Linked DNA regions of Homo sapiens: region 2 is linked to region 1. The links are chromatin loops, found by intact Hi-C in ENCODE. Cell type or tissue: endothelial cell of umbilical vein. All regions are shown on one strand. Each heading gives the region's core, and the rest is flanking DNA. Links, peaks and the distances in the headings are about the cores only. Region 1 overlaps FAM124A (family with sequence similarity 124 member A). Region 2 overlaps INTS6 (integrator complex subunit 6).

The links. Hi-C counts contacts between places; a loop is a spot of excess contacts. Peaks named below come from ENCODE experiments on the same cell type or tissue, not always from the same donor. Only the 100,000 strongest peaks of a DNase experiment are listed, where the experiment ranks them.
Region 2: it touches region 1 in a loop (1.9-fold over the local background); 1 of 110 quality-filtered maps calls a loop at or near these places.

Annotation. Positions count from the first base shown.
Region 1 is chr13:51,222,866-51,239,813 of GRCh38, forward strand. FAM124A (family with sequence similarity 124 member A) reads left to right here. Exons shown (of 4, transcript NM_001242312.2): 2 at 8,483-8,514. Among named protein-coding and RNA genes, the nearest start is that of FAM124A, 8.9 kb to the left of the region's middle. In endothelial cell of umbilical vein, for the core only: no CTCF peak of the experiment used is centred there; a DNase peak (open chromatin) is centred at 7,856; H3K4me3 peaks cover 436 bases; H3K27ac peaks cover 803 bases.
Region 2 is chr13:51,367,430-51,384,377 of GRCh38, forward strand. It overlaps INTS6 (integrator complex subunit 6), which reads right to left. Exons shown (of 18, transcript NM_012141.3): 8 at 16,160-16,312; 9 at 15,900-16,032; 10 at 14,600-14,694; 11 at 12,033-12,143; 12 at 10,810-11,025; 13 at 8,619-8,745; 14 at 7,225-7,367; 15 at 6,779-7,010; 16 at 1,510-1,881; 17 at 376-469. Among named protein-coding and RNA genes, the nearest start is that of MIR5693, 27 kb to the left of the region's middle. RefSeq lists an enhancer at 3,252-3,751. In endothelial cell of umbilical vein, for the core only: no CTCF peak of the experiment used is centred there; a DNase peak (open chromatin) is centred at 13,042; H3K27ac peaks cover 1,516 bases.

The DNA.
Region 1 (16,948 bases), core at 4,094-12,093:
GATGCTCTTGCACTTGTTTCCTCCTTCCTCGGGGACTTTCCTCCTGTAGCTCCGGAGCCCCCTGGAGTCCGGCCCTGGAGATCGGGAGAGGAAGAAAAGCAGGGTGGGACACCCGCACCTAAAAGTCTTTCCGAAGTCGGCTAGGAGGATGGCATTTCTCGTTATATGGCTTCATCGTGGGACTTTAATCTGTGCTGCCGAGTCCCCCTCCCCGACTCCTCCAGTCCCGCCGAACTTCCTCACCTCTAAGTGCACCTGTCCCAGCTGGACCCTTTGGCCTGTTGTACCGGCGGGATGGAGATGGTGTTGGGATTAGGATCTAGCCCTGCCTTTTTTTTTTTTTAATATTCTCTTCGCTTCAGCGGACTCAAACAATGGGCTCAAACCTTTGGAGACTAATTAGTTAGTCTCCAAACACTGTTTTCCTGAGCGGAAGAAAAGACAAAATGCCTTTTAGGAGATGAATGTCGTTATAAAGGCTTCCAGGCAGCCTCTGTCTCTAAAGGACTTTCCTGTGCAGAGTCAGCACCACATCCAGGCCGCGGGTACTGACCCAGGAGGAAAGGGTGTTTTTTCCTATCTGGAGTAATCCTGGGGGAGGGCGGGAGCTGCCTAGACTACAGAAAGCCTCATTCCTGGAAGGTCGGAGAGGTTTTAGACTAATCTCAGGATTTGGCAACCCTGTGAGGGCAGGTAGAGAATCCAGGCCCACGATCGACCCAGAGTTCTAACCCAACCCCGGCAAAGCTCCCCACAGGGCCCCTCCTGCCCCACCACTCCTAGCCCAAATGCGGGACTTTACTCCCTAGGGCATTCACCCAGCAATGGGCTTTCTCTGTTATCCAAACTTATTCATAGCTCTCTACAGCACCCAATTATAATCTGGTGGAGTAACCTGATGCTAAATGCCAAACTTCCTTTCTTCTTCCCACTCTTTGTGTAAGTGGCATTTATCAACTTTAACAAGATTATTGGCTTTTTTTTTCTGCCATTAGTTAGCTGGACCATGAATAGAAGAAACAAAGCAAAATTAACCAGCTTATTTGTAACTGCGTTAAATAAAGCATTCACTAGTCTATTCATTTTCAATTTGCAGAACTCACCTAAAACTGATATTTTTTTCAAGGGCTCTGTCTTAGAGAAGGGAGAGGAAGTCCTGGACCCAGGGGGTGACATCGCCCCAGGATCTGGACATCAGCATGACAGCGGCCAGGCCTCCTGGGAGGGGCTCCCCACTCCTGCTGACACCAGAGCTTCTGTTCTCAGCCTCTGTCACTAAAATGTGTAGTTGTAACAGGACAGAATTGTTTAAAGAATTCTTGGCCAGGTGCGGTAGCTCGCGCCTATAATCCCAGCACTTTGGGTGGCCGAGGTGGGCGGATCACCTGAGGTCGGGAGTTTGAGACCAGCCTGGCCAACATGGAGAAACCTCATCCCTACTAAAAAATATACAGAATTAGCCAGGTGTGGTGGCGCATGCCTGTAATCCCAGCTACTCGGGAGGCTGAGGCAGGAGAATCGCTTGAACCCGGGAGGCGGAGGTTGCCATGAGCTGAGATCACGCCATTGCACTCCAGCATGGGCAACAAGAGCAAAACTCCATCTCCAAAAAAAAAGGAATTCTTACTGTATCACTAGTATCCTTAAGCTAAAGGTAAAATAGCATGCATTTCAATGTATGCTAATTAGTTTTGTGTTTGCCATATATTCACAGAGCCCTTGAATTTCAGTTATCAAAAAGCTGTTCATCGTTTCCCTGCTTTTCCAGAGCTTGCCCCCACCCCTTACCCTATCCAGCTTTCACAGAGATTATGTAGAAAGCACATAGAAGACAACAAGTGTTTGCTATCGTTAGTATTTTTAAAATGCAAATCTGATCATGTCTCTCCCTTTCAAACTTTTATGGCTCTGTTATCTACAAATGCAAGGAATTTAACGTGGCCTATATGCCCTGACTCCTGTTATGGAGTCCCTTCTTCCCTCCCTGGCCTTGTTTCTCAGCAGGTCCTTCTTTGCGCCTTGTATTTTTCTGTTTCCTCGCCTTTGTCAAGCTGCCCTCTTTGCCAGCTCTGCCCTTCCCACCTGACTTGCCTGTCTGCCAGGTGAAACTCTACTCTTCTTTCAGGACTCAGCTCAAGTGACACATCTGCTAAGGCAGTGATCCTTAATTTGGGGTCCATGAATTCCTTCAAGTTGTATGCAAAATGATGTGCTTTGTGAATTTGTATGAGAAGAGAACTTTTTTTTTTTATCAGATTCTCAAAGTAGCTGGTGATCTATTCCAAACCAAGTTTGGGCAAGATATGAGACATTTCATTTTCAACACACTGTGTCTGAGGTGTTGCAAGACATCCAAGTAAAGATGATGAATCAGCAGTTGGGTATATCTGTCTGGAACTCAGAAGGGAGGTCTTCATGATGACATTGCATTTGGGTACTATTTACCTAAAAATGGCAATGGAAGCTCTGGGAGAGACTAAATCAACTGAAGGTAATAGCAAGCACTTTCTTAGCATTTAGTATGTGCCACCTACTGTTCTAAGCCTTTATGTATTTCATGGACTCCTCGAATCCTTCAACAACTCTGTGCAGCAGGTGCTTTTTAAGACCAGCCTTGAGAAACTATATTTAAACGCCCAGTCAATGAGAATGAGCTGATAAAGGAGCCTGAGAAAGAGTAGACTTGGAGTCAAAGAAAGAAGAATATGAATCATTGAAGCCAAGGGAGGTTTGAGTTTTTGAGAAAGGAAGGAGAGATCAACTATGCTACTGAGAAACTAATGAAGATGAGGAACGCTAAATGTCTTTTTTAAATGGAGATGATGAAGTGAAGGAAGAGTGGTATTTCACAGCGGGGTGGTGGAGGCAGGAGCCAGATTAGAGTGGCTCTAGAAGGCAGTAGAAGGTGAAGAAAAGGAGACAGGTGGATTCCTTTGTCTGGAAAAAGGAGAGGCAAAAAGAGGCAGTAGCTAAAGGGGAGAGTGGAGTGAAGAAAGATTTCTTAAATATAGGTGCTAATTGAGCAATCAGTGTGATAGAAAGGATTCTATAGAAGGGGGAAGGAGAAGGAGGAGAAAAGATGATAATCTGTAATGTTGCTTGCTTGCTTTCTTTTTTTTTTTTTTTTTTTTTTTTTTTTTTTTTTTAACAGACAGGTCTCTCTGTCACCCAGGCTGGAGTGCATTGGTGGAATCATGGCTCACTGCAACCTCAAATTCCAAGGCTCAAGTAATCCTCCCACCTCAGCCTCCTAAGTAGCTGGGATTACAGGCCCGCACCACCGACACCATGCCCAGCTAATTTTTTTATTTTTATAAACACAAGGTCCTGCTATGTTGCTCAGAAACTGTCTTAAACTCCTGGCCTCAAGCAGTCCTTCCACCTTGGCCTCCCAAAGCACTAGGATTATAGTTGTGAGCCACTGCTTCTGGCCCTATAGTGTCAGCATTCTGAAAAAGTGGAGGCAGATGGACTTCATACCACAGGGGGATGGATGGCTTTAGGTAGGAGGCAGGACATCCCCTCCTGCAATTAGAAGGGCAGGCAAGATGGGGTTTCTCTTTGGTGTAAATACAGCCCTCCATCATCTGAGGAGAATGGAGATTTGAATAGTTGTTTGGGGCAATGTTGAGTGGGTGCCCAGTTGAAATTTGCAATTACGTATTTAAATAAATAACAAGGGGTACGAGTTCCCGTTGTTATTTATTTTCTCGCAGCAATGCTCAACTACCTAGGGTCAGGCAGAGAGAGAGAGTGGGTAGTTAGGATCATCAGAATTTGGGGTAAGGGGGTGTGAACAAAACACAGAAACAAGGGCTGTCAGGGTATTGCTTAAGCTGATTATCCTTTCAGTGGCATGATGGAAGAAACAGTTCCGAGAAACTTTGTGGGTCCCACTGCCAGTGGCCATGTTGGCCACTTTGAAAGTTACAGTCACAAGAGCCAGCCTGCTTGCATTCATATTCTGGCTCCTCCACTTAGGGACTGTGAAACCTTGATCCAGTGACTTAACCTCTCTCTGCTCTCAGTTTCCTCCTCTGTACAAGAGGGATGACGATAGTAGTACCTACCTTCTAGGGTTGGTGTGAGGATTAAATGAGCATATATATTTAAAGCCCCTAGAACAGTGGCTGTTCAGTGTCTAGAACCCTTAGTACATGATTATTTCTCACCATACTATATTATTATTGTTATGAGGAACACTCCAAATTATAAACTTAGAGTTTTATTTAATAAAAATGGTGAACTCAAGACCATATGTTTTTCAAACTCATCACAATAGATCCTCTGTTGCTTTTAAATACCTTAAGTAATTTGATCATTCAGAGCATCTGAGAGACTACAGGGCATGCCTCACTATTCTAATAATTATATTTTACAGATGAGGAAATGGAGACTCAGAGGGCACATGGCTCGTTAGAGGCATGAATTGAAGCCTGGATCTCCAGTATGCTTCCCACCTAGTGAAGTTGCCTCTCCAGGAGCTGTCTGATCTGTAATTAATTCTTGTTTTCTGCTCAGACATTTTCTTTTGCTTGAAATGCTGCTGCTGCTGTCTCACCCACCTAATACAGGCCAAGACTAAAAGCAAACTAGTATTCTTCTGTAGCAATTGATATCATTTTGAAACTCCCATTTTCCAAATCCACTTGAAAGATGCCTTGTGCTTTTATGTACTTTCTGTTAGCAAAAACTGGCAAGTCGGCTGCTGATGGTGGTAAACTATCTTAAGAAACAGAATCCCTTAAATAGAAGGACAGCCAGTTCCTTGTAAACCCAAATAAAAGCCAGTGCTTTATAATGACTGTTTCATTAGTGATGTCTTCAAGATTTGGCATGTAAGCCACTCTTTTGTATGTGATGGGTTATTTTCATTCAATAGTTTGGTCTGGCATTAATGAACTTCCACTTCCATCTCAGCTGTCACTGAGCTTCTGAACCTGTAGGGCCATACCATGCCCTGTTTCTTTGGAGGACCTCCAATTGATACTTCGCTGTGACTTAAGACATAACAAAAAATCAGGGGTCTAGACTTTAAATAGGTGGGTGGAAAAGAATAGGTGGGATGAATTTTTAAATGGGATAGGTCTTTTAAAAAGATGAAAGGGGAAATGCTGTATAGAAGACCAGATCGTTTGTTAGTACTTTGTTATCTTTGTATTCAAGGTGGAGCTAGTTAACACTAAATTTAATTCAGTGCAATGAGGGTTAACAGAAGAAGTTCATGATGCTCAATAGCTGATGTTTTACAGAAACATCAAGATCAATTTTACAGGAATGCCAAGATCAATTCTTATGCCATGATTTTCCTGGAAAATAATTTATTCTGTATATATGTAGTATATATATATATGTAGTATTCTGTATATATGTAGTATATCATTTGGTAGCTAGGCTGCTGTCTGATAGGGTAAACTGTCTTAAGTACAGAACCTCTATGTAATCCCTATATGTAATATTGTAATTAATATAGACAAGGGACTGCATCTAACTTTCTGTTCATTATTGGCACAAATAGTAAATAATATTTGGAAATGTGTCTATATTTGTCAGGTGTGTGAATGTACATAATTTTTGTATTATTCTGCTCTATATCGTGTATAAATTTTTCATTCTAAATTCACCTTTCATGCTTCATTCTGGCAGGGCTGAATGTCTTATGCATAGCCAGCTAACTAAATTCTTAAAAGGTGAGACCAATAAACAGAAATCTCAAGGCAGCTACCCTACTGCTGTTCCTCTTGCCTAAAAAAAACTTGTCCAGAGTACAGACTTGTCCAGAGAACCCTAATGAAATACCTGGTTATTCTCTGAAATGGTTTGAACCTATTTATTATGTGCAGAATTGTTTCAAGCTTTGTAGTTTGTCTTTCCTAACCGTATTTCTAGTAAATAAGCTTTTGAGGTTATTTGGAATATATTTTAAGAGCTATAAAAGTATTTATACCTCAAATCAGTCTATATTTCCACCCATGATAATTTTTCTAAGGAAAAGAAAATAAATATAAAGCCATATTCATAAATACCTCATTGCCGTGTGTTTTGTAAAGGTGAACAACCAGGAGCGATCATTTAGCCAACAAAAGGGTTGAATAAATTATAGTGTATTAATTTAAAATGATAATTACAGGAAATGTGTAGCAGCATGTTATGATGGTATCAAGTGAAAAGAGCAATTCAAAATTGTGTCTCCATCATTATGGCAACTGTGTACAAATTGCATATACTGAGGATCAGAGGCTGGAGAGCAGTGGGAGGCTGTAGGTGACTTTCTGTGTGTTTCCGTTGTGACGGTGGACCCGGGTGAAAGTTGGACAGCAGAGCTGGGCCATCCGTCACGGAGAGAGGGGTTTGTGTTTTACACTAGCGAGCTTGAATTTCATCCAGAGAGAGACATGATCAGATTTATCCTTTGCAAAGATTGGCTGCTGTATGTGGAGGGAACTGCAGCAGGATCAGCGTGATTGTCAGAAGGCTGACCATTCGGCGGGCCCAACCCGGTGGTGCCCTTAGTCTCTAGAAACGTGGAGGGACTCATAGAGGGGCATCAGTTATGCCAGCACCTGTCCCAAGACACTAAAATACTGTTGCACTTTAAGATTCTTGAACTATGTTTCAAGTGTAAATTTCATTCTACATACATATCCATCTGTATGCAGATCTTTAAAATGTATGCATATGTGAATCCCATCTGCTTCAAGAGAATTTGGAAAATCCTAGCTGAAAATACACATTTTAAAGAATAAAAGAAATAGAAATATCGCCATTCTTATTGTGTGTTGTATTTGAATAGTCATGACATTTCTTTAAAGTCTGTCCATCTTAAGATGATTTTATTGTAATCAAGTTGTTTTCCTGTTGCATCTACCACAGTGGATATTTGCTGAGCAGTCACTAAGTTTATATATAATTACATTTCCAAGTATTGTTCTAAAGTTTATGTCCTGAATGGTTCCAGAAAGAATTTAATGCACCAGTACTGGGTTACAAATCCTGGGCTTCAGAATGTTGCTAATCCTTGACCCTCCCCTCTCTGTTGTCTCCCTTAGCTAGTATGTCACCATGTGCTAGCCAGTCAATCCCTTCTGCCTTCGGAGTCCTTCCTCTCCACCCACCGTGCACACTCAACTTCAGTCACTAATCATTGCTCACCTCCTGGCCTCTGTACAGATAGTATCACTTTAATTTCCTAGTCAATAAAATATTGAATTATATATATATATATGAATGCAGTTTGTAATATATAAAGGGATATGCAAATGTTGGTAGTTGTTATTCTTTCCAGTTTTAAAATTCATTGATTCCATGACTACTAAAGTATTTCATTTGTGAAAGTGAAAACCACATGTTGTTTTCTTCCATTTTGTTCCTCGACCAATAAATCAATGCAGCATTTTGAGTGATGTAGGTTATTTTAATCAGTAAGAGGCATGCTGCTTATGATTTTTTTAAAAAGTTTTGCATGTACTTTTTTAAATGTGGCAAGAAGTTCAATGGAGTGAAAATTGGATGATTCAGGAAAGGCAGCAGGAGACTAAGGAGATAAAAGGAATGTATATCTATAAAATTAAACATAATTAAGCAGTTTATTTGCATAACTTCGTCCCCTAACTTCCATGGCAGAATAAATCCCTACGTGCTAAAGTGATTAATTTCCTACTGAGAATGACTTTGGGACACTAGGGGAAGAAAATAAGTAGCTTCCATATCAAATTTGTTGCCAGAGAGGAAAGTCTTAACAGCTACAGAAGTAGGGCAGAAACTTACTAGAGATTAAGCAGATCCTTGGCCAGAGCCCCACTCTTACGGAGGCTGAATGCCAGCAGCTGATTTCTCAGCATAGAAACTGAAAGGGCGATTTCACCCCAGCCTTAGCCTGCCTTTTCCCTTTCCCGATCACAGCTCACATCCTGTTACTCTAATATCCAGCAGGCTTTCTTCTCAGATGGAACTGAAATCAGTGGAAATATCATTGTGCCTTTGTTTCCTGGTGGTCAGCCCCACCTTGAATGTGGAAACCTTCGCAGCTGAGGTTCCCTCTCTCCTCGCGCTGGGATCCTCTGCTTATGTTAGCAAAGAACATTTCCCCATGGTGTTGTGCGAATATTTGAAGGGTGCTCATTTGCAGTAACCTTTGGAGTGAATCTGTGAGTGGTGAATCTGTTGAAAACTTTGGGGCTTCTCCCCAGAGAAATAACCATTCAATATTTTTGCTAAACCTTTAGATGGCTTCTTCCAAACCTCATCAGAGGAATTTGCAGAACTCACATGAGAGCCCCCAGAATTCTAAAGTTCCTTTAAAGTTTTCTTTCAAATTCAGACATAACTTTATTTTGCATAAAATGAGCCTTAGCACTGCAGTTTTTAATTGGTGACATTTCTTTACCAGCTAAATGCTACTTACCACTGACTGTTTAAAATTCTGGCTTGAATAAATCATTTGGATAAAGAATTCTACTAACGCTGAGGTCTTGTGTTTCAGGTCCGACTACAGCCACCTGTCCTCCACGAGCAGTAAGTATCTTTTAAACATCCTTCAGCATTGTCTAACGGTCCCCGGAGAGGTCAGTACCCTAGAGGCCATGTGTGTACATGGTTTTATAGTAGGTAAGAATCACCAAAGCATCTTTGCCAAAGAATGTGGTACAGGATGCTGTAACTCTGGAAGTGGAGGCTTTTCCTGGAGAATCTGATCATACAGAAATTCAGCCTGAAGGATGTAACCCAGGCTTTATCAGCTGCTTGTGGATGCTTCTAGGAGCATCATCTCTGAAGAATCTGAGGTAGCGCTTTCATTGAACAAACATCTATCAGATACCTGCTACCCTCAGGCAAACAGAAAGCTCAGAGCACAATTCCTGGATCCCTGCAGTTGCTCCAGCTCATCTCTTGCAAAATCTCTTCCCTTGCATGTCTGCATCTGCAGGCAAATATCCTTCCCTCTCCAATGGAGGGAACATCTATCTCTGGCAAAATCCTGCGAAGTGTGTTAACAGTTGGAACAGTTATAGCTAAAGTGGAAAAGTGATAGCTAAATTCCCTAATTATAACCTACATTGGTTATACATGCCAATACATATGTACCAATACGTATGCACATTGATATACATATATATCAGTATGTATAACCGATGTAGGTTGTAATTAGGGAATTTAGCTATTACTTTTCCACTTAAATGTGGCTAAAAGAATACAGACATTTTTATCAATCCATCATCCTGTATTTGTAATTCCTGGCTTATAAGTGGTTATTATATGCAGCAGAAAATGATCAGGAATATGTTTACAAAGACACTCTGGTTATTAAAAAGGTGCTTATATTTAATATTAAAGTACAGGTAAATTTACTCATGAGAAATTATGCCTCATAACTAGAAAGAATTGAGAGTGATTAAGATTACTACATAAATGACCAAAGCCATTCAGATTGATTGAATACTTATTTTAAATTAACAAAAGTAATTGTCTTAATATAAAGGCCCTGATTGTTTAAATCAGTAAATATTAAATTGTTTTGCCCTATCTCACTAGCCTGTTAAACTCTGAATTCTAAATAGTTCCCAAATGGAGAGACACTTAATTGGATTATTCTATTTATTGATGTTCTGGCTTAGTTTTCCTTTGCAATAACAGACTGAGCAGATAGTTTTATATCTGGATTTGTAATTTAGTGTCAAATTATATTTCATTATTAGTATAACTGCAATGAGCAATTTCTGGTCAGTTCAGCCAACTGGAGACCAAATGTTGCCCCTTAGTTATTAAGAACCTTAGTAATAATGAGAATAATGCTTCAGAGATTTGCACTCATTCCCCAAAGCTCCTGCATTCCTAAAACCAGAGAAAGCTCAGTTGAACTCTCTCTCTCTCTGTGCCACCATTTCCATTCCACTCAGTTTTGCCCAGAGGCTACATTTCTTTTCAGAATGATTTTTCTAAAATACTTGTGTGAAGCCTTAGTTCAATTTGTAGCTCACAAATCAGTCCTCTGGTCACGACACAACACCTCTATAGTTATCAAAACTGGTAATTTGGTTTGGGATGTTTTCCTCTCCATTATTTTAATTGCAGCCTCTGAGTTGGAATTTCTATTAGTGCAGCTGGGATCAATACCCTGCTATTGCTCTTCCTTTCTACTTTAAATGTTTGGTGGTTCCTGCCTCACTCTTCAGTGTTGGGGCCTCTTGGTGAGTGAGTGTGTATATGTGTTTCAGTTAGGAAATGTATTTGACTACAAATAATGGTGGAAAATGATGGCTAAACAAGTAGGGATTCGTTTTCCTCTAACCCTTAAGAAGAAAAAAAAAGTCCACGGAGGCAGTGCAGGTCTGGTGTAGAAGCTCCTTTTGTCATCTGACTACACCGTTCTCAGCTTTTGGCTTCCTTCCTCAAGCTTGTCTCAGAGTTATAACATGGCTGCCTCCACCCCAGCCATCACATCCTTGTTCCAGGCAGGAAAAAAGAAAGGGGAAGGGCAGAAAGTACCTGCCAGCTGAGCCATCCCCACTTTTTAAGGAATTTTCTCAGAGACTCTACCCAGTAATTTTTCTCTCTATTGGCCAGACCTTGGTCACATGTTTAACCCTAGTTACAAGGGAGTCTGAAAAATGTTATGTTTTCTTTGGTTACATTGTCACATGCTATGGTTCCATTAATAAGGAAGAAGGGGAGAGTGGGTACCGGGGTGGGGCGGGTAGGGGGAAGCGGGGAGGCTTGACTGTCCCTGCGTCAGCACCAGCACGGTGCCTGGCCTGCCTCTCCTCCCAGCCAGGAGCATAAATCCTGGCGCCACCTACTTTCAGGAGAAGGCCCCTTGAGCAGTCAGTGAAGAGTAACATAGTTGACTTTCTGAAAAGATTTGGAAACAATTTTAAAACCTAAAGTCTTAAATCCTTTAAAGTATCAATTTGACAATGCTACAATAAGAAAAAAAAATATTTCCTAAGTAGATTTTTAAAATAATGTTTCCCTACAAACTATATAATCATAGGGGTCTGAGTGGAGAGAAGGGTAGTGACTTTGTTATTTATCCTGAATGATTTAGTTACAGGGCCTCTCCCAGTCACAGTTGAGACTTGGGGTGGCACCGTCTGTGTCCAGCAGGGTCCTGGGCTGCCCCTGCCCTACAGTTGCATTGTCCCAGTCCCAGTTTGACATCCTGGGAGCAGCTCCTGCATCTCATTGTCATTCTGCCACTGCTGTCAGCCTCTCTCGACTCAGTGGCTTTTGAATGATTCCTGGTTCCTGTTGGGAATTGAGAGTTAATTCTAATCATTCACTATTACAAAGTGGATTTTTCTGCGTGTGCAAGTGATTCTTACTCAACATTCACGTGATGCTCCTTTACCCATTTGTTCCTGAGTTCACAGGGGCAGAAATGCTTCCTTGGGGTAAGCTAGCAAGAGCATCGACCTTGTTGCCTGTTTGTCCACAGCTGAGTTTCCATTACTAGGGATTGTAATGAGACCTCCCTCCAGAGAGCACCATTCTATTTAGTTGTCTTTTTCCTCAAAATGCAGGGGGCTGCTTCCTCATGCCAGCTGCCCCATGGGAGAAAAAGAAAAGTTATCACTAAGCGAAAGGTATAAGAGTGGTGGCGTGGTGAGGTGTCCTGAGTTCTAGTCCCAGTTCCACCGTGAATTAGCCACATGCTCTTGGGTCATTCACCCTCTCTGGGCCTTTGTTTCCTCCTCTGTAAATAAGAGGATTGGGCTGGAAAGCCTTTAAGGGCCCTTCCAGAAGCTCTAGGAGGCTGAGATATGAATGTCCAAGAAACTCCTCTACAAAGAGATGGAAGGAAGGAGGAGGAAGGAAAGAAGCAGGGAAGCACTGAGGCACTTACCTGTTTTCTCTTTGCTCTCTTTTTGACCCAGCATAAAAATCTGGAAGCCTGGGCATCCTCTCTCGTGGCCTGTAATGTAAATTCTGAAGCAAGGGCCGGCCAGAATCAACCCGAGCTTCTCTGAACCGTGAGCTGCCTATAGGTCGGTCACAGTAGAGAGACTGTGGTGAGAGGCAGCAGCTCCTTTTTGTGCCCCTCCCCTCACAGAACTGCACAGGTCTAGGGTAGGGGCAGGCATGTGGACTGCTGGGCATCGTCCTCTTTTCCTCCACCTCACAGATCATGGAACTGCACTTCGCTGACTTGTCCTCTGTCCCCGTCCAGATCCGGGGGATGTGACCGGGGGGCTTCTTTAATGGATGGTTTGGTTTTGTCTGGGTGAATTTTTTCCAGTTGCAACGGGTTCATTTGCCTTTTTCAGATCGACAAGGAAGACGGGATTTTTATTTTTATTTTTTTCAATGTTTTCTGAAAGGCTAAACACACTGTTGGCACTCAGGAGATCTCAATAAATCATAATACTTGCTATGGAAGATTAATTTTTACTTCCAGAATCCTGTTTTTCCAGAAATCTAATGAGATCATCAAGCCACTATGTACAATTTACATTCTTATGCAGTTTAAATAAAAGGAGGGAAATTATTTATAAACAGGAGAAAAGAAAAACAATAATTATGCCAGGAAAAAAAGCAACTCTGCCACGTAATGCTAACGAAATTTGCATCATGTGTGATTGAATATTTCCATTCAAATTAAGATTATAATCATACTTAGAGAATTACTCTTAGAAGGTATTAGGAACTTAAAAATTATATTTTTAGGAAAATATGACATTTTTTGAAGATATCTAGCCCCAGAATAAGCCAATAGGAAGTAGTCAAAGAATTAACTAGTCCTATTTGAGGCTGTTCTGAAGGAACCTTCTCTATTTTGTCTCCTAATTTTGCCTCTAAAACTGTTCCTCCTCAAAACTCAGTTAGTCATGAGCTCTTTATCTGGCACCTTAGGAACTGCCAGCGATGGCAGGAATGCCTTGTAGACAGCAGAAAGCACAAATGCTAAAAGATTGGGTGAAGTGATAGAGGGCTTCTCCTAGCCCCTTGACAGTTCCCTGAGGAATTCTCTGTGGCTGTGGAAGTCAGGGAGAAAAGGCCACCAACAGTGTGCTCTGCTGATTTGAGCCTGGGAACATGTACTGAGCCATGCAAAAAGGCACAACTGATGGGTGGCTGTGAGTCACTGAAACTGTTTTTCAACCTCCTGGGGACTCAGATTCCTGCCCTCTTCCATTTTGGCCCTACCTTCTTTTTCCAGCTTCCTGCTCTGTCCCTCCAGTAACTCAGATAGCCTCCCTTCCTGTCGACATCCTCCCTACTGCTTTCCTGGGGTTGCTGTGTCTGAACTGCCCTCGAAGCAGCCCCAACTAGGCACAGCTGCTGCTCTGGGCCCCTGGATCACTCTTATTGAGAGAAAAGGGGTCAGGTGGATCACAGGTGTTTTTCAAATAGGGAAGTCCAGGTGTCTTGGTTAATTACAAGCCGTTATAGCTGGTCTAGAGCCACCACTGGGGCTTGTCAGTTCTGCTTCGCTTCTCTGTCTGGGAAGACATCTCATCCCTTCCTGAGACTGTCTTTCCTCACAGCTGTCTCTTTCCACATAAATGCTGCCTTCTCCCTTTAGTTTCTCAGTCATTTCAATATTTTCTTACAAGTTCAGGATACTGATGCAATAAATGTTTTGATTTTGGCCTTGGCCACATTTTTGCAACCCCTCAGCATTTTGGAGGGAAAGATGAGCTCATTGTGATATAATTAAGCAATTACATTTGTGATAAGCCAATGTAGGAGCTTTGAAAGCAACACATGGAAAAGACATGATTGCATACTGTAGAACTCCTCACCAATGCGGAATATGTGAATACATATGATCTGTGTTTCCATATGCAAGAGCTAAATTCAGACTTGGGATAATGAAGTATTTATTATTTTCTTTCTGTTTTCATTAGAGAAGATGATAACTTATTGACAGATTTTGCTCATTTTAGAGCCAGTTTTTTATCACATCTCCAAAAAAGGAAGATCAATGTGTCAGAAGAGATGCTAGTAGTCAACTTTTATCCATTTGTAAATGTTAGAGTCTTCATTTTTTCTTCTGTGTAAAATACTTTCCCTGTAATTCTCAAAACAAATATTCTTCCAGAGTCTTATTCCATAAGATCTAGGCAAAACTCAAATCTGTTTATTAATTCTCATAAAGAACAATTTTAGCTATTGAACTTGCTTAATTTTGTGATTAGCATGGAGTTGGCAGTGTTCACAGGTTTGTGAAAAGACTCAAAAATCCACCTCTTCCATCCCCAGCTTCACACCCTACTGCAGTAAAATTGTCATAAAGAAAAGTCACCAATATTCTCTAAATTAGAATGTAGTCTCTTAGAGTTAGTTGTATACCTTGAGTGTCTCAGTTCAGGTCTGCCCCTATTTTCATTAGTTTTTTACTTCCTTAGCTTCCAAAGGGCTTATTAGTAATACTAATGATTGTTTGATATACTGTAGTAAACCCAGCAGTTGACATAAAACAAATGAAAGCACTGGGGAGATGATGTACTTATTTCCAAGTGGAGGAATATCATAGGGTTTTGAATTTCTACTCTACCATCCACAGAGCTGGAAGTACTTGAGCATGCAACTTCCAGCCAACGAACCCCAAATAAGAACTATTTCCATTTTTATTACATTTAAGACCATGTCCTGGCACAACAGTCATGTTTATTCGCAAAACTCTTCTCAAAGGAGATTCAGGGTGAGCTGTGGCACAGCTGGAATGAGTCTGCAGCCCTGGATCGGGTTCTCCATAAGGGGCTGAGTGTTGGTCGATGGTGTCAGTGATAACATGTTCCATCTTGGTGTGTGGCCATGGCTGCAGAAACCAGTGAGAAACCACTGAAATGCTGTACATCTGTACAGATCAATCTGATTTCCTTATCCAGTCTGTCTTCTTCTGTGGCTTTTCCTTCAAAGTGACTGAAGAATTCAAGCTTTTACTCAGTAGTATCTATTGTATTCCAGGCATGGGGCATCTTGTATACCTATAGCTACTGTCCCTGTAGGTGTATGGTATGAGAGAGCACCCTTAAGGTTTCTTTTCCCCACCCCAGAAGCCAGGGGCCTCACTCCAGCTTTCCCTAACTGTGGAGAGAGGGCCCTGCTGCTGGTGGCTCTTCCCACAACCCCAGGCATTGAAGCTTTCTGTGGAGGGGCTTTGGGATACTTGTCAGGTTCCGAGGCCTCCTCTTAGGGCTGGGGCCATTTAGCATGTAGCTGGTAGGTGACACTAATAGGCCACAGGCCTGGGTGTGGCATTTATGGCAGGTCTGGGTTTTGCAGCCACTTAGGTTTTGGCTCAGCCACAGCCTCAGAGCCACAGAATGCCAGCTGTTGTGGGTCAGGGCATCCTGCTTGCTTCACATTTTGTCAGCTGCCCAGGGAAGGTGTTAATGGCCTGGTAGAGCGTATAAAATCACCAAACTGGAAAATTTGCTGCTCAGAGTGTGGTCCAGGGACCACTGCATCAGCATCACCAGGAGCTTGTTAGAAATGCAGAATCCCAGGCCTCCTGAGGCCAGTAAGTTGTATGTACTGAAAGTTTGAGGAGCACCGAGCTAGCCCATCTCTTCGTTATGCAAGCTCGCTCTTAAATCATCCCTGATACAGGTGGCTTATCTGAATCTCTTACTTTTGGGTTCTAATTTTTAAAACCTATAGGCTCTAGGATCCACCTAATATCTAGATGAAAAACATTTTTCACTTGATATTTGCATTTTTAAGTTGATAATTGAAAATATGTTTATCCATTGAGAGTGGTTTATTCTAAAACACGGGATATATCCCTTATGAAGAGGGTAGAGGTGTGTGTTTGGGGTTTGTCTGAGAAGCAGGTAGCAGCCTTACCTGTTGGACCATGGAAGTGGCAAATGAAACCTCTGAGATGAAGGAATCTACTGAAGCTGAACGTGTGAGTCCATTAGATTGTTATTTCATGGTGTGGGGCCTGTATATTCAGAGTCCTCTGAATGGGGGCCTGAAAAGCTAGGCAGTATTAACTATCTGACAGTTGATAAGAAAAAAGCAATAACCAAAGATATGCATCAGGAAATCACAGGGTAAGGACAGTATATGACACAGACAACTCCTTTGATGCTTTGCTACGCTGGCATCCATTTCCAAAAAAAATATGGTGTAGTCCTTCTGGTTTCAAAGGTCAGTTTTAGTTGTGTGACTTCAACTCGACAGAGGGTGTTGATTTCCATCCGGGATATGAAAGAAAAATGGAGGCAGACTTCTCGTGACTACTTTCTCCCCCCTTGAAAAGCTGAAGTGGTACTTCAGGGATATCTGGTCTACCAGAATCATCAGGATTTCCCCCAAGACAGGAAACGAAAGTGAATAACTGCCACTACTCCTTACCTTGATGTGCCTGGTGCTTTTCTCAATTTCAAAATAATTTTTTGCTACCCAAATAATACATAGTCATTGCAGAAAAATCAGAGAATACAGATTAGCAAAGAGAAGCAAACCCAGAATCCTACTATCCAGAAGCAACCATTATACATAATTTGGTGTCTGCCTTTGTAGGATTTTTTTCTGAGCATCTATATATTTATGTAGATATATAACATTTTGGGTAATAATTTACTAAAAAATGGCATTGTATATTTTGTTTTATAGTCTAATTTTCTAACTATAGTACAAACATCTTTATATGCCAGGAAACTCATCTCTATAATAGTTTGACTATTCATACAGTATTCCCTTATATTTTTGCACTGTACTTTATTCACCAGTTCACTATTGTTGGTCCTATAGGTTGTATTCACTGTTTTACTACTGTAAACAGCATTGCCAAAAACATCTTTCTAATAGGTCTTTGTGCATATCCTTCCTTATTAGAAAAAACTCCTACAATTGGAATTGCTGGGGTAAAAACTGTACTCTTTAAAGCTTTTGATCCCTATTGCTAGGGTATTCTCCAAAGGTGCCATTTCACTCTCCCACAGACATGGATGAGAGTGTCATAAAAATTGTGATTTTATGTACACAAAAGATT
Region 2 (16,948 bases), core at 8,086-16,085, 150 kb after region 1:
CCATGTAAAAATAAATGACACTCAAGTACGTTATTTTTAGTCACCAATATTAATGTATAAAGGAGAAAAATTAAAGGTTATAAAATATTAATGTAAAGATATCAAAAAGCTACAGAGAAGAATAACAAGAATTCTCCAAGTATCCAGTAATTTGTAGGGAGAAAAGGTCCATAATTCCTGAAGAATGTATGTGTGGCTGTTTTCTAAGTGAATTTCTTTCAATAAACTAAAAAAGAATAAGAATTTATTTATATGTTGGTATGCCATATACATTTATAAACAATACAAGTGCAAAACGGATACTATTAAAATACTGCCTATATAAACTGTGGACTCATTTCATCACCATTTCATTATATGCAATAGTTTATTTACCTTGATGCTTCTTTAATGACATTTTGTAAAAATATTAGTCTTGTTTGTAAACTGCCTTGCACATGCTTCAGTAAAGTGAAGATTCTTTCATATTCTTAAAGCAAAAGAAACAAAAAGAAAAATTAAGTGCCTTTCATTTGTATTCTTATTCAATATTCTTCTTTTGCAGTTTATGATATTAAGATATACTGAGATAAAAACATTCTACATAAAAATTTCACCACTCATTAGAGATTTTATATTTTAACATATATGTAAAAGTAAGTACACAGCAACAAAGATAAAACAACTAATCAAACCCTGCTTTGTAAGTAAAAGTTCCTATTAAGGTATCAAACATAAAGCTTAAAAGGATGAGTAAATAGCTTTATGGTAGTATCACTAAAAAATAAGAACAAGTGGCCTTTACAAAACTCCATCCTTACAGTTTAAAATTCTAACAGCTAACATGGGGGTAACTGGGAAGTGGGGGTAAAAACCAGACAGGTTAAGAGTGTTATTTCAGTTTAAAGTTTTCATATGAAACTCTGCAAGGGCTATAAACGTCTGAACTCCAAGGACTGATTTGTTCCCATTTCTGGACCACCCAGGTCATTCTACTACCCCAGGGCAAGTGATCTGTTAACATCCTCTAAATGAATGCCAATAATACTGAACTTTTTCCCACGAAGTTCTTTTGTGTTCATATACCAGAGAGCTTTCATAACTTTAGTTTTTTGGCCTAAACATATCCTATAATATCACAGTTTAACTACTAAACATAGTGGTAGGCACTATGACAAGAACTTTACAGACATGAAGTCATTTAATTTTCACTATATCTCTTGTGAGCTAGCTGCTATATTAAAATTCCATCGTTGGTCAGAATATTCAAGACTATGGGTTCCTGTCAATTTATCTGTACAGTGTTGCTCTGCTCTCAGTCCCTGCTGCCTACCACCATACCTAGTACCTTGGAAATAGAAGATATTTGGTGTTGGTCAGATGAATAAAGGATCTTAACTGAGATGTTGTTCAAGACAGATCTAGAATCATATGTATTCTTTTACTACAGTTACTTGACTTTTTTTTTCTTTTTTGCTTTTTGAGCACATACAGAAATCAGATCTGAGGTTCGTCTCTTATTATACATACTTCTTCCTGGCTTTCGGATCTCTTTCATTATTTGTGCTTTTAGTTCAGTATTGACCTCTTCATGGCTTCTGCAATGCATCAATTTCTTTCCTTTGTTGAGTGAAGATGCTGGTATGTTCTCTTCAGCACATTGTTCTTTATCTCTTGGCTCCTCATGATTTTCTAAAAATCCACCAACAGTGAGGTCATTGGTTCCTAAATGGTCATGACCAAGAGCCTCCATATGATTGGTTGGCCGTTCCAGTAAACTGGCTGGAGAAGATGCTGAAAATTCCGTATCCATAGCATTTGGTGTAATGTCTGATGAAAGTTGGTCTGCAACATGATTTTCAACCACATCATGTATTATCGAATCATTAGTGGTTTCTGAAACTAAAAACAAAGATACGGGGAAAAAATTATGGGATCCAGTCTCAAAGCATACAGTAAATAAAGCTACAAAAGAACATTACTACAGCAAGTCAACTGTTTTCCTTGACTAATGCAAGTTAACAAATAATGTGATATAGTTTTTAAGCATTGCCAAAGATACGGTAGATTTCAATGTGACACATACACAGTATTTACAAAATATTTACAATTTTTACCCTTGGAGGAAAAAATAAAGCCAATTTCAAGTAGTTTTTAGTTTTCTGGTTTATTCTATAGCAATTTTATTGAAACAAGTAGGTTCTTGATACTTCAATGAAATATCTATGATCAAAATTATCACGGTCATCTATCTCTACCTTAGAGAGCCCTAACTCACACATATGCCTTATACATCTGGTATCATTTAGAGGCAAAAGTAAACACTGGGTAGTTTTTACTTTCCACTTATATTTCTGCCTTTAACTGTTCCAAATTCTGCAGGGAACATACCACCAAACAGGTAATGTTTTACAGTATACCTTCTAACTAGAGAATCTAGTCATCATTTATTTACCAGTGCAGAGCAACCTGGTGCCCACTTCAGCTTATTAGACTACTAAAACTGAAAGCTCGCAAGCCTTCCTCTTAACACCAGATTATTAGACTTGCCCCACAGAAAGCAGCTGAATTTTAAGTTCTCTGATTGCTCACCAACCTCCAGGATCCCAGCTGAATTCATCTCTACTGTCCTCATTTCCTGTCCAAACTATAAACTTAGTTTACCCATATTCCCCTATACACTCATCACAAATCCCCCAAATTCCTGACTCTCTCCTAAATTCGATTCCATGATTTGCAAACTCCTCTTTACTGAATATTCTCTACAACAACTTATGCTTTAACTGAAACCCAGCTCTCCTGTATGGAGACTGCTCTCCTTTCCAGACCAAAAGTAGAAATTGCTTTCTCTTGCACAATCTCCATAGGCATAAAAGGACATGGAGTCACTGATTCCTTCACTTCCTAGTGCTATTGCAAAATTACTCCCTTGCACTCTTGTGAGACTCAACCATGCCATTCACGCTGTCTCTCCTTATCACTATCTTAGGCCAATCTCCAGGGTACAAGCCTGTAAGCCACTGTTGTCTCTGGCACCCAGTTCATAGCCTTCCTTCTGTTGTGCTGAGCCCCTATCAACTCCAGTGGGGATGGCACCAAGTTCAAGAAGCCAAAGAAGAGACCCAGAGCCAGCAAACAAGACAAGGCGTTTTGTTGGGGGCTACATAAAGGGGAGCAAGCCCAGTGGTGGCAAGCTAGGCAGGAGAAGCACCTTACATACAGTCCAATGGTGGTGGGCTGGACAGGATAACTGCACGGCCCAGTGGCAGCAGGCTGGGCAGAAAAATGGCAACTGCTTGCAAAAAGTATACAGTTTATATCGTATTTTCACTTAGCACTCTTCCCCCTAACAACCTCCACCTGGCAACCTTCATTTAACCCAAAACAAAGGGCCTCAATCCCCTGTCTGGCCTGCATTCACTTCACAATGGGTTAGGGGCACAGATGTTCCTTATAGATAGGGAATGGATCTTTGGGTTAGCCACCCTATTCCCTAGCTCAGAACTCCCAACCGCATGCAGGTGTTGTCTGCAAGCAGGGTCATTCTCAAGGTATGCTTCAGTTATTGCTATCAAGCACATCTGCCATGCACATTCCACCCCCAAAGCCCTTCTGACTTCATTCTTGGTTCTTACTACTACTCGAAGTCTGGTGTGTGGACAAGCAGCAGTACCACCAACAGAGAGCTTGCTAGAAATGCTCATCTGCCTCAGACTGAATAAATGAGAATCTGTAGTTTAACTAGACCTCCCAGGTGATTCACATGCATATTCAAGTCTGAGAAGTGCTGTGGTGACTTCAGTGTTTAAGCAGATCACCTGTTAAGAACCTGGCCTCCCCATTCCCCAGCTTCTCTCTAAAGAACTTACACTTACACCTTCGCCTTTCACATCCAGACAAATTCAGAGATGGAGGAGTATCATCTTCACAGTACTCCCGCTACTGCTCCTTAACTCAGCCAGACTTTGACTCTAGCAATTCCTCTACTTTCTTCCTCCTATTAACCATATCCCTTCTAAGTAGCCAATTCTGTATCAGGCTTATATCCCTGTAAGTAAAAGTGATATATCACTTTTACTAATGTCTGAATTTCTCTTATTCTACTGTCTTCCCATAACATCTGCCAAGCAAAATCCCATCTCTTGACTCACTATCTGCTTGCCCCAGACTTGCATTTGGAATCATGAGCGCTGCTGGAGAAATAGGGCCCAGCTCTACAGAGTGGTCACAATCACCATCTCTACTTGGATCCCAGGCACTGTCTAGCAACCTTATCACAATCTTTTCTCTCTCTCTCCCACAGAGATTGTTAAACTCCCTCACTCTCTTCAAACCTCTGACTTTCCCAATATCCCCTTCCGTCTCAGCAGTATACTTCACCTTCTACCTCACAGAGCTCGGAAGAAAAGCAAAGCCATGATTAAGGGACTTCCTTTACCTTCCTCTAACTAAATTGCACACACCCTCGCCCCACTTCCCCCACATTCAGTGTCAATGGAGGGAGCATTCTTTCATCTATGCTCTAGACCATTCCCTCTTGCGTTCTCAGTAATTTTGTGCTGAGTATGCCTTTTCTCATTTTTATTTTCAACCTCTCCCTCTTTACTGGTTCCACCACCAGCACTGAAACATGCTCAAGCATCTCTGATATTAAAAACAAAGAAAAATCACCATTTTCAAAACCCTGTGAACTCTTCCAGATACCATGCTCTTTTCCCATCTTCCTTTTACAACTAAACTTAACTGGTCGTTTATACTCATAGCCATTGTTTCCATTTTCTCACCTCTCACTCCTCCCATAACCCCTTGTTAGGCTCTGCCCCTTTACTCCACAGAAACTGCTCTTGCTAAGATCGCCAAAGACCACAGAATCTTTCCATTTCTCTTGATTGAACAGTTTTTTTTTTTTTTTTAAAGTATTTGGGACAACTACCCACTCAATTATCTTGCCCTTTAGCTTCCATGACATTAAATTCTCCCCTATTTTCTCCTAGCTCTAAAATTCTTCCTTCTCAATCTCCTTTTCTGCTTTCTCCTCTTAACTTTGGCACTTTCAAGGTTCTGTTCTGAGCGTTTTTTCTTCTTTTTGCCTTGGTGAGATTTTATTCAGTGCAATAGGCAGTAACCTGCCTCTCATACTACCCCTCTAGCCCAATCCTCTTCTCCTGAGCCCAAACTCAATATTCATCTTCTAACTTAGGATCTCCACTTGATGACCTAATATGCACTTCTAAACTAAACTCATTTATCATTTCTTCTTCCACCCACCCAGTGTCTCTCAAGACATACGTCTGACTCCTCCCCTGCTCTGGTCCCAACATCTGACCAGTAACCAAGTCCTTCAGTGGTATGTCCAGGTATTTCTCAAATACATATTCTTCTTGAAACCCCACTGTCAGGTCAGCAGCATCTGTTCCCCGGGTTTCCCAACTGATTCCTGTGCATGCACAATTATTTAATAACATCAAATATACAGTCAGTGTCCATACTCTCCAACATGTTTTCTGTTTGTGGAAAAGTTTGATTTTGTTTGATTCTGAGTACAGTTAAGGCCTATACATTGCAACTGGCTTATATATCTCTTAAACTACATTTGAATCTGTAAAATCCTTCCGTACCCCTTTTATTTTTCTGGAAAAAATATTTTTTTTCCAGGAAAAAAACCCAACAGATTCTTTGTCCTGTAGAGTTTTCTACAATCTGGATTTTACTAACGGTATCCCACATGTTTCTCTGTCCCCTGTATTTCCTATAAATTGGTTTGATTACATTGATGTTCAATTTTGGTGTTTGGTTTTTTTTTTTTTGGGTAAGACAACTTCAAAGGCAGTATTGGATACTTCCATCAGGAGTCATATAATATTTTGTTTCCCTTCAGTTAACATGCTGTAAGTATGACCACTATATATAATTGATAAGTCCATTAATTCATTAGGGTTTCCCTACATTCATTCTTGCTCCTCTCTGATAATAGTCCACACACATTACAGTCAACCTGGTCTTCATAAAATGCTAATCAGATTAGGTCACCATCATTTTAAGCCTTTCAGTGGATTCTCACTGTCCTTAGAATAAAGTTGAAAATAGCTTCCAAGACCTTCCATAATCTGGCTTCTATCTTTCAGTTCTCACCTTACCTCATTCCCAACACCCTTGCTATACTGGAATTTTTTAAATTCCCTTAATGTCTTTCTCTTTATGCCTCTGCACATACTATTGCTCCAGCATAAGCAAACGGCACAGCTTTTGGCTTAAGCATTAACTTCTTCAGTTAAGTGCCTTGACTTCATTGACTTAAATCCTCTTGCCAAATGCTTCCAGAATATACTTGACATCTTTTTCGTAACATTCAACATACTTCCAATATCTGTTCAATGACTGACCTTCCTTGCTGATTATAAATGAGGGCAGAGATCACTCCTGTCTTCAGTGGTATACCTCAAAGCACAGCATTATCCAAAATAGCATACATATTTAATAATTAGTTGACTTCAACTGAAATTGAAAACCATCTTTCTGTGGATAGTGATAATGCTCCTTTCGAAAGTATTATTTTGAAAGATTTGCAAATGTATGTTAGAACATAATAGCTAATAAAGCATCATAAATAAGAAATGTTCAAATGTTCATTAAAAAGACATACAAAAATGATTACATGCTCATTTAAACAAATTTTCTATACATTCATTCACTCATTGTACTACTAATCAATTTCCTTCTATAATCTATAACAAAAATATCTTCCTTGAAAAGGAACCAAAAGGCAGCAAATAATGTTTAAGAAAAAAACAATTCTTACTTTTATGAAGAGGAAGAGGTTTAATAAGATCTGGCTGTGCTTGAGTTGTAGGTGCAGGTGGTCCTTTTCCCCCAATATGATTGTTTACAACAGGATTCTGCTGTCTGCCTCTTAGTAGTGGAGACATACACCGACGTCTTTTAGGGATCCCTTGCATATTTGGTTCTCCGGGTCGTTTATGTTTATTTTGAGGTCCAGCCACAAATTCATCTGCTTCATCTATCATCATACCCTTTAGCAAAAAAGAATACAACTTTCTTGAATTTACAAACAATGTTTAAATGGCACAACCAGTGTCAATTCCAATGAAGGTAACTATATTCTGTTCATATTTATTAGATACTCTACCAGGAAAATAGCTTCAGCTTACTTCAGTTAAATTAAGAACTATAAAACTGACAGTGCCTACCATAAACAAATTACATAATAGAACATTTCAAAATTACCTTCTTATCCAGCTTAAAGGGGTTGCCAAATGTATGCAACCTTCGTGGCTGATCAGGATCAAGTTCTCTTAGTGGAGAAGGTACTTGCTTGAGGTATTCCTGGTAGTTCCCCATTTGTGCTATAGGAACACTGTGCACTTGATCTTTCAAAAAGAATACAACAGCAAAAAAAGTTAACCTCCAATTAGTTCTCAAATAATGTTTCCTTATATATGAATGCTACCTAGTGTTATTCTAGACAGTCTTCTTTACCAACATATTCTAAATTTGTTTGGTGCAATTATAACCACTGCGACAAAATATTTTAAAATAAAATTTAAAATACTGATCTCATCATCTAAACAAAACAAAAATTGCCATTAATTTCACACATACATACATTGCCATTAATTCCACACATACAGAAAGTATGTGTGGCCAGGCGCAGTGGCTCATGCCTGTAATCCCAGCACTTCGGGAGGCTGAGGCAGACATCCGGATCACTTGAGGTAAGGAATGAGACCAGCCTGGCCAACATGGCAAAATCCCATCTCTATTAAAAATACAAAAATTAGCAGGGCATGGTGGCACGTGCCTGTAATCCCAGCTACTAGGGAGGCTAAGGAGGAGAATCGCTTGAACCCAGGATGCGGAGGTTGCAGTGAGCCGAGATCACACCACTGCACTCCAGCCTGGGCGACAGAGCAAGGCTCTGACTCAAAAAAAAAAAAAAAAAGTATGTGTGATCTTACCGTGAAAGATGTATCTCTTCTCTTCTGCGCTATTCCAAATAAACAGAATTTAATTATAGTAGAATTTGTAGAAAATGGAAGTACAGTATGGTAAAAAAAAAAAAAAGTCGCATAGCTAACTCTTTTATATAAAATTATTGTTAGAACTCTTAAATCAGAGGTGGCAAACGTTTAAAGTCTCATCTGACTTGATTTATAGTAGGTGCCATGGATAAAGGTGAAGAAGGAATTATCAGAAAATGTCATGAAACTGGCCATCCAGAGTTAAACCATCAGATACTGGTATTATCTCAAGAAAATGATTGAGATAAGAAAAATCACTTATTTTAAGTATACAGTTTGATAAGTGGGTGTGTGTGTGTGTGTGTGTGTGTGTGTGTGTGCGCGCGCGTGCGCGCATGAATGCATGAGAAAAGCTATAAAAGGAAACTAAACTGTTAAGAAAGGTTGTTACCTCTAGGGAAGAGAATTTGGGGCAACAGTGATGGTAGGAAGAAAGGTACAGAATCAGGGATGATTCACCTTTTACTTCATTTGTTTGAACTTACAATAAGAATGTTATAGTACTGTAATAATTCTTTGAAATTTACATCACCATGCTATGCTTTTTCAGACTATAAAGAAAAAAAATTAAAAATACCAGTATTGAAACTATGTTCTAACCTTCGTCCTGTCCTTTCAGAAATCTGCGAGTGCTCTTCAAAAGATTAGATCTCATTCTTGTTAAGTGATCCAAAAGATTTCGTCTTGGTATGTCATAAGCATTTCTAAATGTCTGTGGCTTCAAATCCTATTAAACAACATTCGAGGACAAAATTTATTGTCAAACATAGAATTACAAGAGACTAAAATCTCTAGCCTGCAGCATAGGTTTGGAAATAAGATATATAAACTGGTTAGCTTAAAAAAAATAAAATAAAGACATATGATATAATCTTAATGTACCGGTTCAGGGCCAAAAGATGAAAATTTGGTAGTGAGCTCAACCAAACAATCTCAATTCACCATCTAACTCTAAAGATTTTATTATATATTCTGGATAAAAGAAGTAAACTCATTTAAGTAAAAATCAATCTCCAAATTTTAAAAACTGAAGTTTTTTAAAAAACAGCTTTGATGTGTAATTTATATACCATAAAATCACCTATTTTAAGTATATAGTTTGATGAATGTTAGTAAATTTATAGTTGTGAAACCATCATCATAATCCATTTCCACCATCCCCAAGTTTGTTGTACCCACTTGCAGTCAATCACTATTCCTATCCCCAGGCAACCACGTGACTTGCTTTCTTTCTATGCTCCATTTTATAAATGGAATTTTGCAACGTCTAATCTTTTGTACTTGGCTTCTTTCAATTAGCATGATGTTTTTGAGATTCATTGACATTATTCATGTATCAGTAGTTTGTTCCTTTTTATTCCAGAGTAGTAGTCTATTATATGGACACACCACATCTTCTTTATCTATTCACCAGCTGATGGGCACTTGGACTGTTACAAGTTTTTGGCTATTATGAAAAATGCTGCCATGTTGGCATGCTAAGCCTACAAGTAGAATGACTGATTGTACAGCAAATTTATGTTTACACTTCTTAAGAAAATATCAACTATTTTCTATCAGTAATGTTAGGAGGGTTGCTCCACATTCTCATCAATCCCTGTATTTTTTGTCTTTTAAATTTTATTCATTCTAGCAGTTATGAAGTAGTATCTCGTTATGGTTTTAATTTGCATTTCCCTAATGGCTGATAAGGCTGAGTGTTACTTCATGTTCTTATTTGTATTTGCATATTTTCTTTGGTGAAATGTCTGTTCAAATATTTTGCCCATGTTTGTCCTTTTATTATTGAGTTATATGAATTCTTTATATATTTTGATACAAGTCCTTTATTTGATATGTGCTTTTCTCCCAAGCTGTAGCTTCCCTCTTCATTTTTAATGTTTCTTTTAAAGAGCAAAGTTTATTTTTTATTTTAATGAAATTCAATTTATCAACATTTTTGCTATGTGCTTTTAGAAATCTTTGCTAACTCAACATCACAAAGATTTTTTCCTATGTTTTCTTCTAGAAGTTTATAGTTTTTGTTCTTACATTTAAGATCACGACCACTTCAAATAATATGAGGTAATGGTCAAATTCATTATTTTGCATATGGATATCCAATTGTTCCATTTGTTTAAAAGACTGTCTTCTTATCCACTACCTTATTTTAATATCTTTGTTAAGAATTGACTGTGTGTGTGAGGGCCTACATCTAGACTCAATTCTGTTCCACTAATCTCCTATGTTTATCCTTATGATGGCACCACACTGCATGGATCACTGTAGTAAGTTTTACAATAAGTTTTAAAATCAGATGATATAAGTCTTCCAACTTTATTCTTCTAAAATTGTTTTGGCTATTCCAGGACCTTTACATTTCCATATAAATTTTAGAATCAGCTTGCCTATTTCTACAAAAAGGCTGCTGGGATAAAGATATCTGTAACCATGAGTACTCACAAAGCATTTTTGGATCATGCTGTGGGTCTAATAGGGTCATCAGTTTAAGTACAAAACTATAGTGAATTCTACCATCCACTACTGCAACTTAAAGCAATTTCTAAACCTCTGTTTTCTCATCTATAAAATAAACAAGTTAGTTTACTCTTCATCAATCTATCCATTCATTCACACACCATGTACACTGTTTTAATTCTAGCAGTGACAGTATAATGATCATTAGTCTACAAGAGTACAGAAGTACTCTTTAAAGTCTGGATAAACTGAATGTCAGAGTTAACAGAAAATGTGATTTATCCAGTAACATAACAGAACATAACTAGAGTAGCACTAAATTCATGATTATTACCTTATTCAGCAAAGCAACTTGGAACCCAGTGTATTCCTTCATATTAAGGTCTAGCAGTCTGTGAGGGACATCCTCTGAAATTCCCTGGAGGAGTTGTTGAAAATCTTTCCTATATGCCATTGATAAACCATGTGATCGGCTCCGGACTTTTATTCCAGTCTCCTGTACTACTTTTTTGCCTACAGATCCAATGACTCGATCAGATTCTATTTTGGCCTAAAGTAAAAATAAGTCAGAATTATCTTGATAAAATCTAAATTAATAAATCAGATACTAATGGTTATGATCTTCTATAAATTAAATATATATTTTTTAAGTATATAAGAAGTTAAAAACTCAAGTAGCATAGTTTATGTCAAGTATTGGGTAAATTAAACATAGTTTAAACAACAATGTCTTATGATTTTAAATCATTACAACTCTAAACTTTTGGAGCAGGACAAACACAATTTCAATTTATTATTTTATTTATTAATACCCACTATACCTAAACCATGAAATATAAATGCACACTAAACAAAAATGTGTATTCCCAATTCAGGGGTGACGGTAAATTATTTTTTTAAAATCATCATTATGTAAGACATTTTTACTAGCACATCAATATGGCAAATAATTATGCAGTTCTTCCCTGGAAAGCAAGAAGCAATGTTTTGACTCCTCCCAAACTGCCTTTTGATTTGTAGTTAAGGTAGCAATGTCAGAAGTACTGGAGAAATAATGTATTTCATAGGACATTAATAATTTCACAGTCAGTTAAACTATATACTGCTTGACTACTATAGTATTTATTAATGTGACTTATGGCCAGAATGACAAAATTCAGTGTTTTCTACAAACATTTCAAAGAAACTCCCATTCTGAAAGAAAAATCTGCAGGTTTCAAAACATAAAGAGTTTTTTTTTTCTTTTTTAAGGAAAAATGACTTTCTAATCTAAATTTCTCAAAAGATAAATAATGTTCACATATAGCAAGTCTAGGACCACACTCATGAAGCCATTTTCATAAATTAGGAATTATTATATAATTTTCAAATTAATGTTTCAAAACATAGCACACCATGGATGTGAGACAGAATTATGTAATATATGGCTCTAAAATGTAATATATTAATATAATGGAATTCCATTAGAACCATCAAGAACTAGCTTTTAACCTGTTTAACCATCCTAGCCAAAACCATTCAAAATACTTAATGGCTCACTCTATTTCTTGATATTACCTGTTGACTCAGTTTTTTGAGGTATGAAATGACACTGTAACTAAGTCCATATTCCATACTGTCTGCTATTAGGTTAGGTGCTCCCATCATCCTAACAGCTTTCTTCAAGGGCTATAGGAAAAAAGAAAACATCATTCAATATTAAGCTTATTAAAAACTTATGGTTCCATGTATAGTCTGTCTTAAAATTTTCTCCAAAAAATTATTTCCCCTTCTTTTCCTCAATAAGGAAGTAACACAATCGTATTTATGTTTCAGTAAAATGTTTGTCAGTGGGATGAAAGGCCGTTTGAAGTAGTTAAAAAGGATTAGAGGCCATAATAACTCCCCAAGACAAGAAGGATAAGATACTGGTCTTCCTTGGTACCACTGGGAGAAACTAGGTTTGGAATAAATGGACAGAAGACACATTCTAGAGGTAGCTCTGATAAAACATGGGTAGTAAGTGAAAAACACTCAAGGAAAATGCAAGATTTCTACTTTTGAGTAATTAGCTGCTCAACCACTCACTAGTTATATGATTCTAGATCAGATTATAAATAAGCTCTCTGGCTCTCTGTGGCTTAGTTTCTCATTTGTAAAATGGGGATAATAACAATACCTACTCTTACAGGGTTGTCATGGGATTAAATGAGTTAATACACATAAAGCACTTTATAAAACCATTGGGTACAAATTATTAATCATTACTATTATTATCATATGCTGAGCTGAAAAAAAGCTCTGAAGGAAACATAAGCAGGAGGAAAAAACAATCTAATATTTATTATGGATGTGGTAGTTGAAAGTTAAAAAAAACTTTCAATTGTAAGGAGAGACTGAGAAGTACTTTATACGATGAAAAATATCACTAGCAAGAGTGTCTAGCATTTGTGAATCGGATAGAGCCAGAAAAAGGATGATAATCATTGACATATTAGAAAGTGTATAAGCACTGGTGTCAAACTGAAATCAAATCCCAGCCCTGATATTTAACACCTATCTGGCTTGGCTAAATCTTCAGGGTTGCTATGAAACGTAAATGAGTCAACATATGTAACAGTTCCTGTTCGAAGTGTTTGTTCTTTTTTGTCCTTCTACTTGCCAGGCACTGTGTGCTAGACATTCAACACAACTTATCTGTTAGAACTATAAAATGTCATGATTTTTAAAGCTCAAGAAATTAATCTCCTAATTATATTAGGGATGATTTAGAAAGATTATTTATAGCCAAATGCTATAATATTCCTGCATCAAAACAGAATACATAAGTGATTTTAAGTACTTTTGTTAAAAAGTTATCTTTCACAAACTAAATCATGTATTTAATAAAATGCACATTATTGGTTTTACCTACTATGATACACTATTTTGAAGTAATCAAGTCCTCTAAAGCATATGGTTCTATAAGAATATACACTTATCCACCTTACAAAGTGTTTCTAGAGATTTGGGAAATAATACAACAAAAACTATTGTGCACCCTTAAAAATAAATATAGTCGGCCCTACATATCTATGGATTCCGTATTCTGTGAATTCAATCAACCACAGACTGAAAACGTTAGGAAAAAAAAATGGATCGTTGCATCTGTACTGAACATATATACAGACTCTTTTTTCCTTGACATTATTCCTTAAACAATACAGTATAAAAGTATATACATATTAAGTAACCTAGAAATGGTTTAAAGTATACAAGAGAATGTGTGTAGGTTATATGCAAATACTATGCCATTTTATATGAGGGACTTGAGCATCTGTGACTTTTGGTGTCCACAGGTGAGCCTGGAGCCAATCCCTCACAGATACTGAGAGACAACTATAATCATAAAACTGTAATTTTAAAAGGTAGTACAACACTCGAGGTTAAAAGCCTAAATCTAAGCCAGACTGAATTTCAGGCTCCTCATCCCCTCACATATTAGCTATGTAGCCTTGTGCAAATTATTTAATTTTTAATGCCTTAGTTTCCTCATCTATGTAACAGAACCAATAATCATTTCTACCTCATAGGGTAACTGTATAAATTAATGATGTTGCTTAGGACAGTACCTGGCCTACGTAAGCAGTACATAAATGTTCTCATGATCATGATCATCATCACTACTCTGCAAATCACTGAAACCTCTCTTTACCTTTATACCTATAGTGGTCATCTGTATGCTCAATTTTCATGTCATTTAATCTATAAAAGCAATAAATAAAAGTTTATAATACCCACAATAAACCATAAGCATAATATAATTAACAAGTTTTTTGTTTTTTTTTTTTTGGAGACGGTGTTTCGCTCTTGTTGCCCAGGCTGGATGGAGTGCAGTGGCACAATCTTGGCTCATTGCAACCTCTGCCTTCCGGTTTCAAGCGATTCTCCTGCCTCAGCCTCCCGAGTAGCTGGGATTACAGGCGCCCGCCACCACGCCCAGCTAATTTTTGTATTTTTAGTAGAAACGGGGTTTCACCATGTTGGCCAGGCTGGTCTTGATCTCCTGACCTCATGATCCACCCGCCTCGGCCTCCCAAAGTGCTGGGATTACAGGCGTGAGTCACTGCGCCCGGCCAACAAGTTCTTTTAAATAATATTCTTACCCCAAGATAGTAGGGAGGCATTGTCTTCAAATAACTTTCAAATGACTGTCTCCACTTCAATGTTGGTTTTGCTTTATGCACTTTAAACAAGTCATCTAGAAACGTATAATGTGAACAAACTATCACTACTCATTATTTTCACACATAGAAGTCAAGTCAAAGACGTTTCCTTTTTAAAGTCTGCTTTGTTATTTTTGAGAGAGTAACATCAGACGTTTTTTAACATGAAAGTAAGATTTACGGTTTTGTCATTTTCTATAAAATGAAAAGATGCCAATTATGGTCTAAAAGTACATGCAGGAATTAAGTTAGAATCAGAAAACACACAAGGAAAATCTATGCCCTCCCTAGACCTAGACACAAAGCAGATTTGAAGACAGAAACAAAGCATGCACAATGTTTTCTATAAAATATACGTACTAATATTTTGACTATAACTTTTAAATTTAATGTGATTTCATGGAAGGTAAGTTTTCTCCAACAGCACTCCTCAAAAATGATAGCTAGATTGTACCCAGAAACTAACTTTAGGCTTTTATCAAATTATTTTGGAACAAATTCCTTTATTTAAAAAATATTTGCCAAATGAAAATTAAAGTGTAGATAAATTCTTAGAAAATGCACTCAGATCTTGTTAACTATACTATGTTTCTACAAAATGTCTCATTTCAAACAGAAAGCCTACATTACCAATTCTAACTGTTAGAAATCTAACTTGCAGAAAAGTTAGAATATTTAATTAAAAAATTTAAAATGTAATATCTTTGGCCGGGCACAGTGGCCCATGCCTGTAATCCCAGCACTTTGGGAGGCCAAGGCGGGCGGATCACCTGAGATCAGGAGTTCAAGACCAGCCTGGTCAACATGGTGAAACCCTGTCTCTACTAAAAATAAAAAACTTAGCTAGGCATGATGGTGTATGCCTGTAGTCCCAGCTACTTGGGAGGGAGGCTGAGGCAGGAGAATCGCTTGAACCTGGGAGACGGAGGTTGCAGTGAGCTGAGAATACGCCACTGCACTCCAGCCTGGGTGACAGAGCGAGACTCCGTCCCCTCCCTCCCCCACCCCCCCGCAAAAAAAAATACCTTTATTAAATTGCAGACTAAAAAGTGTTTCAATATCATCTTTTAATTTACTGTAAACACGAACAGATTGTTATATTTTCTTAAAGATGTTCAACATTTTAGAATATTCAAAATATTTTCATTGATTTCCAGAAGACAAGAAAAACTACAAAGAAATGCGCTTTAGGAGAACTTTTATATGCTAAGCCAAGGAGAAAGTGACAAGAATGACTTACCTAAGAGGGGAAGAAGGACTGGATAATTGTAAGGCATCACAAATAAGTTGACACAGTTCAGTGCTGTACTGGCTTTCAAGTAACCAAAAGGATGACCAAGTTCACTGTATTTTGCACTATTGCTCACGTACACCTGTTAAAAAGGAGCGGTTAAAACTTTAATAACCTTTAAAGAATGTTACATAAACCATTGATTCAATTCAGCTTTTTAAGAAATGCCTCATTTAAATTTTGGGGTCACTGTAAGTTGTTCAGCTTACCTGCCAACATGTTTGAGGAGATTTCCTTTCCAGGATAAATTGAGTCAGTGGTGAAGGTTCCAACTCATATTTGTCAAAAGGAAGTTTATCAATAACCATTGGTTCACAGTCTGTACAGGAAAACTTCACTACAGGATGAGATGTACGAGGTGGCTAAAGGGGAAAGTCTTGTAATTACTACTTACATGAAATTTCAGAAACAAAACTAAATATTCCTCATTATCAAAATTTACTCAGTTCCTCCGTCTTGCTAGTAAGAGTTTGATTTACTGCTAAAAGCAACATTAAGCTGAAAGGAAACACTTGAAAATGTAATGCTAAAGTTATGTAATATTCACAACAAAAAGATAAACACTTGAAAATCTATAGAAATGAAAATATTTTTAGGTCTTACGCAAAATTTAGTAATTGAGTATTCATTAATTTTTACATCCAAAAAATTAGAAATGTATATAGAAACTCTCACAAGTCTTCATTTGTAGCAATTACTTATAGAGAGTAGCGACTTCCAAAGTAATCATAGATCTTGATCAGTTTTTGAACACACTATATATTTCTAATTATACAAATTATAAATGTAGATGTACATAACAAAATATATACCAAAATGGTATGAAAATAGGAGAAAAATAACCATAAATAGAACTTCTAATGTTTCCTTCCCTATTCCAGCAATCATTTTGGTAAACTCTATAGGATACACACCCTTATTTTAGAAACCCCTGTTCTAGAGGTATAAAAAAGTAATACTTTTTTTAAAAAGGCATGTTACTCCCCAATCTACCTCTT